2 separate regions of the Homo sapiens genome follow, and region 1 is linked to region 2. A link is a contact called in ENCODE Hi-C or POLR2A ChIA-PET data. All regions are on one chromosome and are shown on one strand. Each heading gives the region's core, a stretch centred on a gene start or an enhancer-like site at or near the end of the contact. The rest is flanking DNA. Distances are from core to core; before and after follow the strand shown. Region 1 overlaps SAE1 (SUMO1 activating enzyme subunit 1). Region 2 overlaps ARHGAP35 (Rho GTPase activating protein 35).

Evidence for each region. Hi-C counts contacts between places; a loop is a spot of excess contacts on that map. ChIA-PET counts read pairs that join two places held with the same protein, here RNA polymerase II (POLR2A). Pooled maps may share reads with other maps.
Region 1: POLR2A ChIA-PET joins it to region 2 with 21 read pairs in PC-3. The contact joins two enhancer-like sites. A Hi-C loop is called at or near these places in 1 of 50 pooled maps. POLR2A ChIA-PET finds 5 or more read pairs at or near these places in 5 of 52 experiments (Caco-2, H1, PC-3 and 2 more).

Annotation. Positions count from the first base shown.
Region 1 is chr19:47,208,585-47,213,524 of GRCh38, reverse strand. SAE1 (SUMO1 activating enzyme subunit 1) reads right to left here. Exons shown (of 9, transcript NM_005500.3): 9 at 2,889-4,366. The coding sequence ends at 4,274. Among named protein-coding and RNA genes, the nearest start is that of MIR3190, 16 kb to the left of the region's middle. RefSeq lists enhancers at 2,499-2,793, 3,785-4,534. Within about 2 kb of position 2,644, at least 21 of the 41 ENCODE cell types and tissues checked have a DNase peak (open chromatin) inside an H3K27ac peak, as active enhancers do.
Region 2 is chr19:46,889,658-46,894,955 of GRCh38, reverse strand. The region is part of intron 1 of ARHGAP35 (Rho GTPase activating protein 35); the gene reads right to left. Among named protein-coding and RNA genes, the nearest start is that of ARHGAP35, 31 kb to the right of the region's middle. RefSeq lists a silencer at 1,882-1,961. Within about 2 kb of position 2,944, at least 2 of the 41 ENCODE cell types and tissues checked have a DNase peak (open chromatin) inside an H3K27ac peak, as active enhancers do.

The sequences.
Region 1 (4,940 bases), core at 1,395-3,894, 320 kb before region 2:
TAAAAATAGAAAAATTAGCCAGGCGTGGTGGTGGGCGCCTGTGGTCCCAGCTGCTCAGGAGGCTGAGGCAGAGGAGTTGCTTGAATCCGGGAGGCAGAGGTTGCAGTGAGCCGAGATCACGCCACTGCACTCCAGCCTGTGCAACAGAGCATGACTCTGTCTCAAAAAACAAAACAAAATAAAAAACAAGAACCAACTCCTAAAATGCATTTTTATACTTGCTAACCCTGGAACTTGGCTTTGGGAAGTCTTTCCTAAGTGTGCACAATGTCACACAGCAGCAGACTGATTCAATAGTTAATGGTTCACCTGTTTTGGTTATGGAATTTGATGCATGAAATACTGACAAGGATCTCCAAGACATATTGAGAAAAAAGCACATTGGAGAAAAAGTTATTTATGAATATGTAAAATAGCAGCTAACATTGAGCAATATTGATTCAAAGACTGATTTTTTAATCCCCACATATCTGAGGAATGTGCCACTATTCTACCCATTTTAGGGATGGGGTAACAGAAAGTAGTGTAGCGAGGGTCACATGGCTGAGTGGTAGAGTCTAGGTTTGAACATGGCAGTCTGGAAGGATTCACTCTCAACAGTTAACAGGGGTGACCTCCGGGGAGTGGATATGAAAGTGGATAAAGCTAGGCTGGGCGCTGTGGCTTACACCTATAATCCCAGCATTTTGGGTGCTGAGGCAGGTGGATTACTTCAGGTCAGGAGTTCGAGAGCAGCCAGGCCAACATGGTGAAACCCTGTCTACTAAAAGTACAAAAATTAGCTGGGCATGGTGGCCGGGGCCTGTAATCCCAGCTACTTGGGAGGCTGAGGCAGGAGAATTGCTTGAAACCAGGAGGTGGAGGTTGCAGTGAGCCGAGATCACACCACTGCACTCTAGCCTGGGTGACAGAGCAAGACTCCGTCTATTAAAAAAAAAAAAAAGAAAAAAGAAAAAGAAAAAAAGAAAGTGGATACAGCTAACATGTCCAAAAAGCATCTCATATTTCTCTCCAAAATGCAGTTTAGCTGTGAAGTCAGCTGCTCTTATTATGTGGCCAACATTGTGCTGACAGGCTGTGCCCTGCAGCGGAGAGGAATCTTCTCTTTATGCTTGTATATTGCTTGAATATCGTACAAGCTTAGGAACCAAATCCACCCACCCTTTTGGACCTAGTTGAAGGCCCTCTTTTATGAAGGCCGACATGATGTTTTCCAGTGACTACTGGGTCTCAGGGACTTGTGAAGGGAAGCCCAAAATCTTGTTCTCACTGAGCGAACAAGCCGTGCCACTACATGAATCTCTACTGAGTGCCCCGCACCGCAGCTTTCCCAGTCAGCGCCATTTCCATCTCTCCCTTGCTTGTGAGGTGAGCCTGTTTCCTTATCTCCAGTATGGGTAGGAGAACAGCATCTATCCCCATGGGGTTGCTGTGGGGATTCCAACTCAAAGAACAAGGATTCTGAAAAGTACCAGGCAGGTTGCATGGGTATAATGACCATTGGTTGTTATCATTAAACTTACCACCTGCAACCTAAGCCATCTCTTCCACACCTGTAATGAGCTAATAGAACATACGTCAAGATAACTTTTTTTTTTTTTTTTGAGATGGAGTCTCGCTCTGTTGCCCAGGCTGGACTGCAGTGGCACGATCTCGGCTCACTGCAACCTCCGCCTCCCAGGTGCAAGCGATTCTCCTGCCTCAGCCTCCTGAGTAGCTGGATTACAGCCACGCGCCACCATGCCCAGCTAGTTTTTGTATTTTTTTTTTTTAGTAGAGACGGGGTTTCACTATGTTGGTCAGGCTGGTGTTGAACTCCTGACCTCGCGATCCGCCCGCCTCGGCCTCCCAAAGTGCTGGGATTTTTTTTTCGAGACAGTGTCTCACTCTTTCACCCAGGCTTCAGTGCAGTGGTGAAATCCAGGTCATTTCAGCCTCAAACTCCTGGGCTCAAGTGATCCTCCTGCCCCAGTCTCCCAAGCAGCTGTGACCACAGGCACAAGCCACTATGCTCAGCTATTTCTTTTTTTGTGGAGATGGGGTCTTGCTTTGTTTCCCAAGTTGGTCACGAACTCTTGGGCTGAAGTGCTTCTCCCGCCACAGCCTCCCACCATGCCTGACTGACTGCAGATTTTGAGATGGAGTGTCACACTGTTACCCGGGCTGGAGTGCAGTGGTGCGACCTCAGCTCATTGCGACCTCCGCCTCCCAGGTTCAAGTGATTCTCCTGTCTCAGCCTCCCCCAGTAGCTGAGATTACAGGCACCCGCCACCATGCCCGGCTAATTTTTGTAATTTTAGTAGACAGGGTTTCACCACGTTGGCCTGGCTGCTCTCAAACTCCTGACCTCGTGATTCGTCCGCCTCAGCCTCCCAAAATGTTGGGATTACAGGCGTGAGCCACCACGCCTGGCCTTTTTTTCTTCATTTTTATGATTAATACAAACATCATGTGGCAGTTTATGAAATTTGTAGAAACTAGACATTTCTTGCCTGGGGCTGGCAGCTTTCCCCTCGATTCCTGAGGGGTCCTCTGGGTGACTTAATCTCTGCCGTTAGAGGTACAGGGTGGAAAAGTTTGAAGCTTCCGGGACGATTCTACAATTTTGTTTTTATCAATCCAGACCCACCTGCTCCCCCTTGTGACCAAGGCTGCACATTACAGTCAAGAGTATAATTAGCTCAGAATTTAAAGACCACGTGAAATTCATGCAGCAATGTAACTGCTGACCCTGACGCCACTGACTTGCACTAAAGGTGGCGAGACACGGATCCTTTCCGAAATGCAGCCCCTGTCTCACCTCCGGCGGGAGCAGGTGATGCAGGGTTGAGGAACAGAGGCCCTTCTGTAGTGAAGACCACTTTTCTCCCCGACTAACTGCTGCAGGATCAGAATAGGAAAGAGACTGATTTATTGAAACATCACACAATTTACATAAAGAAGAAACACAAGCAAGAGTGGGGTGAACTGGAACGCACTTTGGCTGCATCAAGGCAAACCTGGTCTTCCAATAAAAGCTCTGACCCGTAGCGGCTGTGGCACTTGGGGCATATGAAGCATCACTTTTGACTTCCCTTTATTATTATAATTCTTGCCACTGAAAATAGCCACTATTTAGCTGAATTATCCATTAGACAACTGGAGCCAGAAGCTTCTACACATTCTAGAATGTGAACAATTTAACTCTTGCTGCATCACCCAGAAAAAATGGTGGCAGGAATGGTGAGGGAGAGGAGGAATCTCTTGAGTTAGAGCCTCAGGTCTGAAAAGGCAACTGGTAGGATCATCCCATTCCCTCTCAGAAGCTTCTGAAGTGGAAGAAAAACAAGCAAATCCTAAAGCAAGTAACTTTATTATCATTCCTTTAAAAAGAACCAAGGAAAATTCACAACATATGTGAAACACAAACAGCTGTGGTTTAGGAGGTAAACAAAGGACCAACATAGCCCTGAAATGCAACAGCCTCTGAGTGACTTGAGCCGCATGTGACTGGGGTTCTGTTAAAAGGGCAGGCTCCTCCCTCCTAGCCCTGAAGCCCCAGGAACCTGCCTTGAAAGACAAGCTCTCTAATACTCAACTTGCAGGGTCTCGCCCTAACATCCAAGACTTGGTAGCATCTCCTTTCTCCCAAAACCCAGCTGGAACTCAACTAATCCTAAACGAAAACTCAAGAACAGCACACCAGATGCCACCTGTTGTTTGTCAGGGTCTCAAACTCCAGAGGAAATGCATTTGCCTGTCATGGTTTTCCTCTCTAAGGGCACCTGTCTGAACTTGGAGCTGTGCTTCCACTGGTGCCTCATGGGGCCTGGGCCTACTCTCCACCTGAATTCACACTTTTCTCTATAAGGTATCAGGTGGGGAATAAGTCCAAGAAGGTGACAAGAGGCTCCCGAGCAACAGAGCTTGCTCATTCCTGGCAGGCATCTCCCACAATGCCCCAGAGGGCTGGCGAGGCCGGGACAGCATAAGGACAGAGAAAGGGCAGAGGGGTGCTTGGAAGTGCTCATCACTCAGGGGAGCTGGCAGGCCCGGGATGACAGGCAGCCTGAACAGTGCTGGAACAAAGACAGCCACCCTGCGCCCCTTGTCGAGCAGCTGCTGGTGATGGGAAGCAGCACGTCGGCACCACCTCCTTCGTTGCAGGAAATGTTTTGTATCGGGCCAATGACTTCAGTTTTCCTTGCCTGGAGATGCCTTCATGAAGGAAGGGGACAGGGAATACAGGTGGGCATGCTGCAGTTGGCATCTCTGGGGCTGCCAAATCTTGAGTTCACTTGGGGCCAAGGCACTCCACAATCCCATTCCCCTTCATGCCATCGAAGAAGAAGAAGTTGTTGTGAGGAGGGTCCCGCTGAGACAGGGCCTGGGGAGAAAAATGAAAAGAGGGTTTAGCTCAAGTGCTTTAAGAGGAATAGAGGGAAAAAAAAATTCTAAAAGCAGTCTAGGGCAGTGGTTCTTAACTGGGGTCGATTTTGCTCCCAAAGGGCTATTTGGCAATGTCTGGAGACAATTTTGATTGTCCTATCTCCTTGCTCTGTCCCTTACAAGCTGTGTGTCCATGGGGAGATTATTTAACCTCTCCAAACATTACCTTATTTTCCTAACATGAGATTAAGAAATGTATTTGCCTGGGTTAAACTATGTATCTCAAAAATGTAAAACAGGCCAGGGCCAGGCACATTCACACCTGTAATCCCAGCACTTTGGGAGGCTGAGGTGGGAGAATCACTTGAGCCCAGGAATTCAAGACCAGTCTGTGCAACATGGTGAGATCCCGTCTATATGAAAACTAAAATAGGTGGGGCGCAGTGGCTCACGCCTGTAATCCCAGCACTCTGGGAGGCTGAAGTGGGCGGATCACCTGAGGTTGGGAGTTGGAGACCAGCCTGGCCAACACGGTGAAACCTGTCTCTACTAAAAATACAGAAATTAGCCGA
Region 2 (5,298 bases), core at 1,695-4,194:
GGATGATGATAAGTTAAATACTATGGGAAGAAAATCAGTCTCAAATTTAAAGGAATTAAAATGCCTGTAGTAAAAATCAGTGAGTAGGTGAAAATCTAGAAAATCTCTCTCTATTATCTCAATCTCAAGGACCATTACAAAACGGCAGAGTAAGACATGACATAGGAGACAGCAGAAAAAGATACATGGCTTTCCTTTCACTAAAAGTATGGCCGGGCGTGGTGGCTTGCACCTGTAATCCCAGCATTTTGGGAGGCTGAGGCGGGCAGATCACCTGAGGTCAGGAGTTCTAGACCAGCCTGGTCAACATGGTGAAATCCCATCTCCAATAAAAATACAAAAATTAGCTGGGTGTGGTGGCACATACCTGTAGTCCCAGCTACTCGAGAGGCTGAGGCAGGAGAATCGCTTGAACCCAGGAGGCAGAGGTTACAGTGAGCAGAGATCGTGCCACTGCACTCCAGCCTGGGCAACAGAGCGACTCCGTCTCCAAAAAAAAAAAAAAAAAAACCAAAAAACAGGATAGAGTGTAAACCAAAGTCAATTACATCTAAAGTTTTTCAAAGGAAAAAATAAAAACTGCTCCAAGGAATGAGTCATAAAGTGATATTTATAAATCAAGAATATCTTAGAAATTTCACATCATTGATCCACTCTCAAAAACTAACCTCAAGGTAAGAATCTCACTTCATCAAGTTATTTTTTCTAAGTTCACCAGATCTAAAGAAAGCTTGACTTTGTCCATGAGCTTCCAAGTAGTGTGGAAAATAATTTTCCTTGAAATCCACAGGCAAGGGATTGCATCCTAATTGCATCATTTGCTCTTTGTTTTGAGGATACTGGAGATAATTCTAAGGACAAGGGAGAGAGTTGTGCTTAAAAATACTCAGCCTAATCACAAAATGGAACCACTTCAAGAACAACTGCACCCTGAATTTATGGTAAAAAAAAATCCCAAATCAGTAGAGAAGTTTGGTTTTTCCCTGACAAGCAGCCTTCACCAATATAAAGTTGTATTTAAGAATAATGGCAGAGACAGTTTGAAATCTTAAAAAAAAAAAAAAAAAAAGAGAAAGAACGAACGAACGAACTTATGTTAAGGCAGAAACAAAATATCCAAAATATCCATAAATAAATGGACTTCCCCCCCAATACATTTTTCACTGGTGAAGATGATATTACAAACCTACATCCCAATCTAGCTAAAGGATCACTTATTGAAAGATTTAAGTCCCCAAATCTACCTAAACCCTGGGATCATTAGTTCATACTCCTATTGGTACAATTCAATTTTAAACTTTTAAAAAACCTAAGTCAAAACCAAGGGGGGCAAAACCAAGGGGGGAGAGAAGTATTCATAATAAACAAGGTAAGTGTGTTTTATAATCTTTAAAGTGCTTTCTCATTTGATCCTCAAAACAATCCCAAGCAGAAGTTGGTGCCCATTCTTCAGATGACAGAATCACAGCATTTTAAGGCTAGAAAGGACTAACTTCCCACCCAATGCTTCCCACTAGAAAAGAAGGGGTCTTGTCTGGTGGCAACCTACTATATTCCCAGGACCTAGAGTAGTACCTGGTATACGGTAGATGCTCATCAACATCACCTCTATTATATGTTCAAAAAGTCCAACCCGAACAGTTTTTGAAGGTGTTAACTCCAGTCCAGAAGTGATATGACCTGGCCAAGACCTTATGGCTGGCTACCTGTTCCCCACACTCCTGCTTCCTAACTCAGGGCAGGCTCCTCCCCCTATTCAGGTTGTCAGTGAAACTCTAAGGGTTTCCCAAGCTCCCCCGCAGAATTCACTGGTATCTGAAAATTTTAATTTATAGCCTTCTCCCTTACACAGGTGTTTGTTTCCTTCATATGTATCACTCTTCACTTAGTTCCACAACCCTTTATTTAGCACCTACCATGTGCAAAGGACCATGACGGTGAAGGATCCGAAGATGAGAGTCAGTGCTCTCCAGGGAGTTATAAGCTGATGAGAACTCTAAAAGGCAACACCAGGAAGCTCTGATGCATGGAGAACTGGACTTACAAATGTTGGGAGAAGAGATACTCTAGGCAGAGGGACCTCATGAACATACAAAGCCTGAACACAGTGTTCAGGAAAAAGCAAGTGGTCCGGCCTGATTGCAAGGTACAGTGCAGAGACGCCCCAACTCAGAATCAACCTATGGAAAGAACTATGAGGACAAGCAGCTAACAATTATTTAGGTGGTTTCTTACTTCTTACTTCCTCCTGATACCACTTTCCTTTATACTTGTCCCACCTACTCCTGGCAGAAAAAAAAAAAAAAAAAGCAGCCAACAAAAACTTCTGAATATTCTCCCTGTATCTTCATTACATACTTCGTACTTTAGAAAATTGCTCTCAGTAATATCTTATTATAATGGACAATTTCAGGATCAAAGGTACCAACTGTGGCTCCATACCCACCCAACAGGTCCATTAACCAATTTTTTTTTTTTTTTTTTTTTGAGACAGGGTTTCACTGTTACCCAGGCTGGAGTACAGTGGCGTGATCATGGCTCACTACAGCCTAGACTTCCCTCCAGTGATCCTCCCACCTCAACCTCCCAAGTAGCTAGGACTACAGGTGTGTGCCAGCACACCTGGCTTTTTTTTTTTCTTTTTTTTTTTTTTGAGACAAAGTCTCGCTCTGTCGCCCAGGCTAGGTGCAGTGGTGCGATCTCGGCTCACTGCAACCTTTGCCTCCCGGGTTCAAGTGATTCTCCTACCTCAGTCTCCCAAGTAGCTTGGATTACAACAGGCATGCCACCAGGCCTGGCTAATTTTTCTTTTTTTTTTTTTTTTTTTTTTTTAGTAGAGACAGGGTTTCACTACGTTGGCCAGGCTGGTCTCGAACTCCTGACCTCAGTGATCTGCCTGCCTCGGCCTTCCAAAGTGCTGGGATTACGGTTGTGAGTCACTGTGCCCGGCCAACACCTGGCTAATTTTTGTATTTTCGGTAAAGACAGGATTTCATCACGTTGCCCAGGCTGGTCTCGAACTCCTGAACTCAAGCAATCTGCCTGCCTCGGCTTCCCAAAGTGGTGGGATTAAGGCGTGAGCCATCGCGCCTGGCCAGTTAACCAATTCTTAATCTTTTGGCAGTTAAGAATCCCTTTGACAATCTGATAAAAACTTGAACACTTTCTCCCAGAAAATAGAATGGACTTACACAAAAAATTCAGGAACCCTGGATTAAGAACCTTTGCCCTGGCCGGGCACAGTGGCTCATGCCTGTAATCCCAGCACTTTGGGAGGCTCAGGCGGGCAGATCACGATGTCAAGAGATTGAGACCATCCTGGCCAACATGGTGAAACTCCGTCTCTACTGAAAATACAAAAATTAGCTGGGCATGGTGGTGCTAGCCTGTAGTCCCAGCTACTTGGGAGGCTGAGGAAGGAGAATCGCTTGAACCCGGGAGGCGGAGGTTGCAGTGAGCCGAGATTGCACCACTGCACTCCAGCCTGGTTACAGAGCGAGACTCCATCTAAAAAAAAAAAACAAAAAAAAAAAACTTGCCCTAGCAAAAAGCCTAAGAAAAGTGGCCAAAAATGAGAGATTGAGCCACTGTTTCTAACTAGGAATTCCAAACTCCCCCATTCACATAAGTAGAATACTCCTTCTTCTGCACAACATAATAATTATCCTTAATGAATCAATAAAGTGAGGGAATTCCTCCATGGTTTATAATCCTCACCTGCTAGTAACAATACAACTTCCATTTATTGGGCTCTACTATGTGGCAGAAGTCCTGGAGGGCGGGTGATAGTTATATCCCCATTTTGTACATCAGAAAACCAAGGCTCAGAGGTATCAACTGACCTGGCCAAGGCTACCCAGATGGAAAGTGGCAGAGCTGGGTTTGGAACTCTGGTATTTTGATTTCCAAAGCCCAACTATCCTACCTCCCACCAGAGGGAAGCTTATTACCATACTGACTACTGGGAGACAGCAAAGAATATTGCCAAAGAGCCACAACCCAATCATTTCCATCTGCTCTTCTAGTAAGTAAACAGTCCAGTCCAAGGGTCCAGTCCAGTATTACACACCCTCTGGGCATCCAATAAATACCTCCTGAGTGACTAAGGGCAAACAGAACCGTATACTGTTGTCGACAGAAAAGTAGAGAAATAGAGTCAATAGTTTTTAAGTGAGTTCCATTTGAATACATGTGTCACAGCTACAGCCTCAGTCACTGTCGTGTTTCCAACTGTACCTCTCCAGTTTGGCAAAGGCCCCAAACACCTAATCTGTTACACCCTCTCATGCAAAGGTTTGCAACCCATCAATGAGCTAATGAGATGAATCAACAGTGAAATTTCAATGAAACATAGTCTAGATAACCTCTCCTGTGTTCCTGTTCTACCCTGTATATCCTCTATGACTTTGGCCATGACACTATATAATAGCTGTTCCCAGGAGACTAACAGCTACCATTTCTGAGCACTTACATGTGTATCACTAAAAGCCTCTAAGGGCCAGGATCTGGTCATTTCATCTCTCTATGACCACTGCCCAGCATGGGCCTCAGCATATAAATACATGACAAATGAATGAATACTTGCACCTAGAAATACAGTAATCATTATTTCAAATAGAAAGACATTTTTACTAAACAATGACAGAAAAGATGAAGATTTAAGAGCCATAATACCCAAGCTTCCAAAAAAGAAAGCTTACATACTCCTCCTTAGATGTTCAACAATAGAGTTCTTTGCATCAAGGACCCCTCCAAATAAGTATCAGGGAAAAATAAAAGGCAGGTCTCAATCTAGAACAGTAAAGTAAAACGGAGACAAAATGAGGCCATGGGGCTCAGTGTTACTCTAAGCCAGTGGTTGTAGTCTTTTTTGGGTCATGGATTCCTTTGAGAATTTGATGAAATCTACAAATTCTCTCTCTGCAGAAAATATACAGACCCCAAAATTCAGCATATACTCATTCTGAAAGCATCATAGACACCCCTGACCCAACCCCTTAAGGGTCTACAGAACCTCAAGTTCCTATAACCTTTGCTTAGAATCTGCACGTCTAGCCATGTCTCACTAGAGGCAACCCAAAACACTAACCATTTAGTTTTTCAGCGGTCACACTGTTAAAGAAAGCTGAAGCAATGGCTTTAGTACTTGTAATGTTTCACCACCCACCACAATGGCCTCTACTCTTTTTTTTTTTTTTTTTTTTTGAGACGGAGTCTCGCTCTGTCGCCCAGGCTGGAGTGCAGTGGCGGGATCTCGGCTCACTGCAAGCTCCGAATGGCCTCTACTCTTGTTTCCTG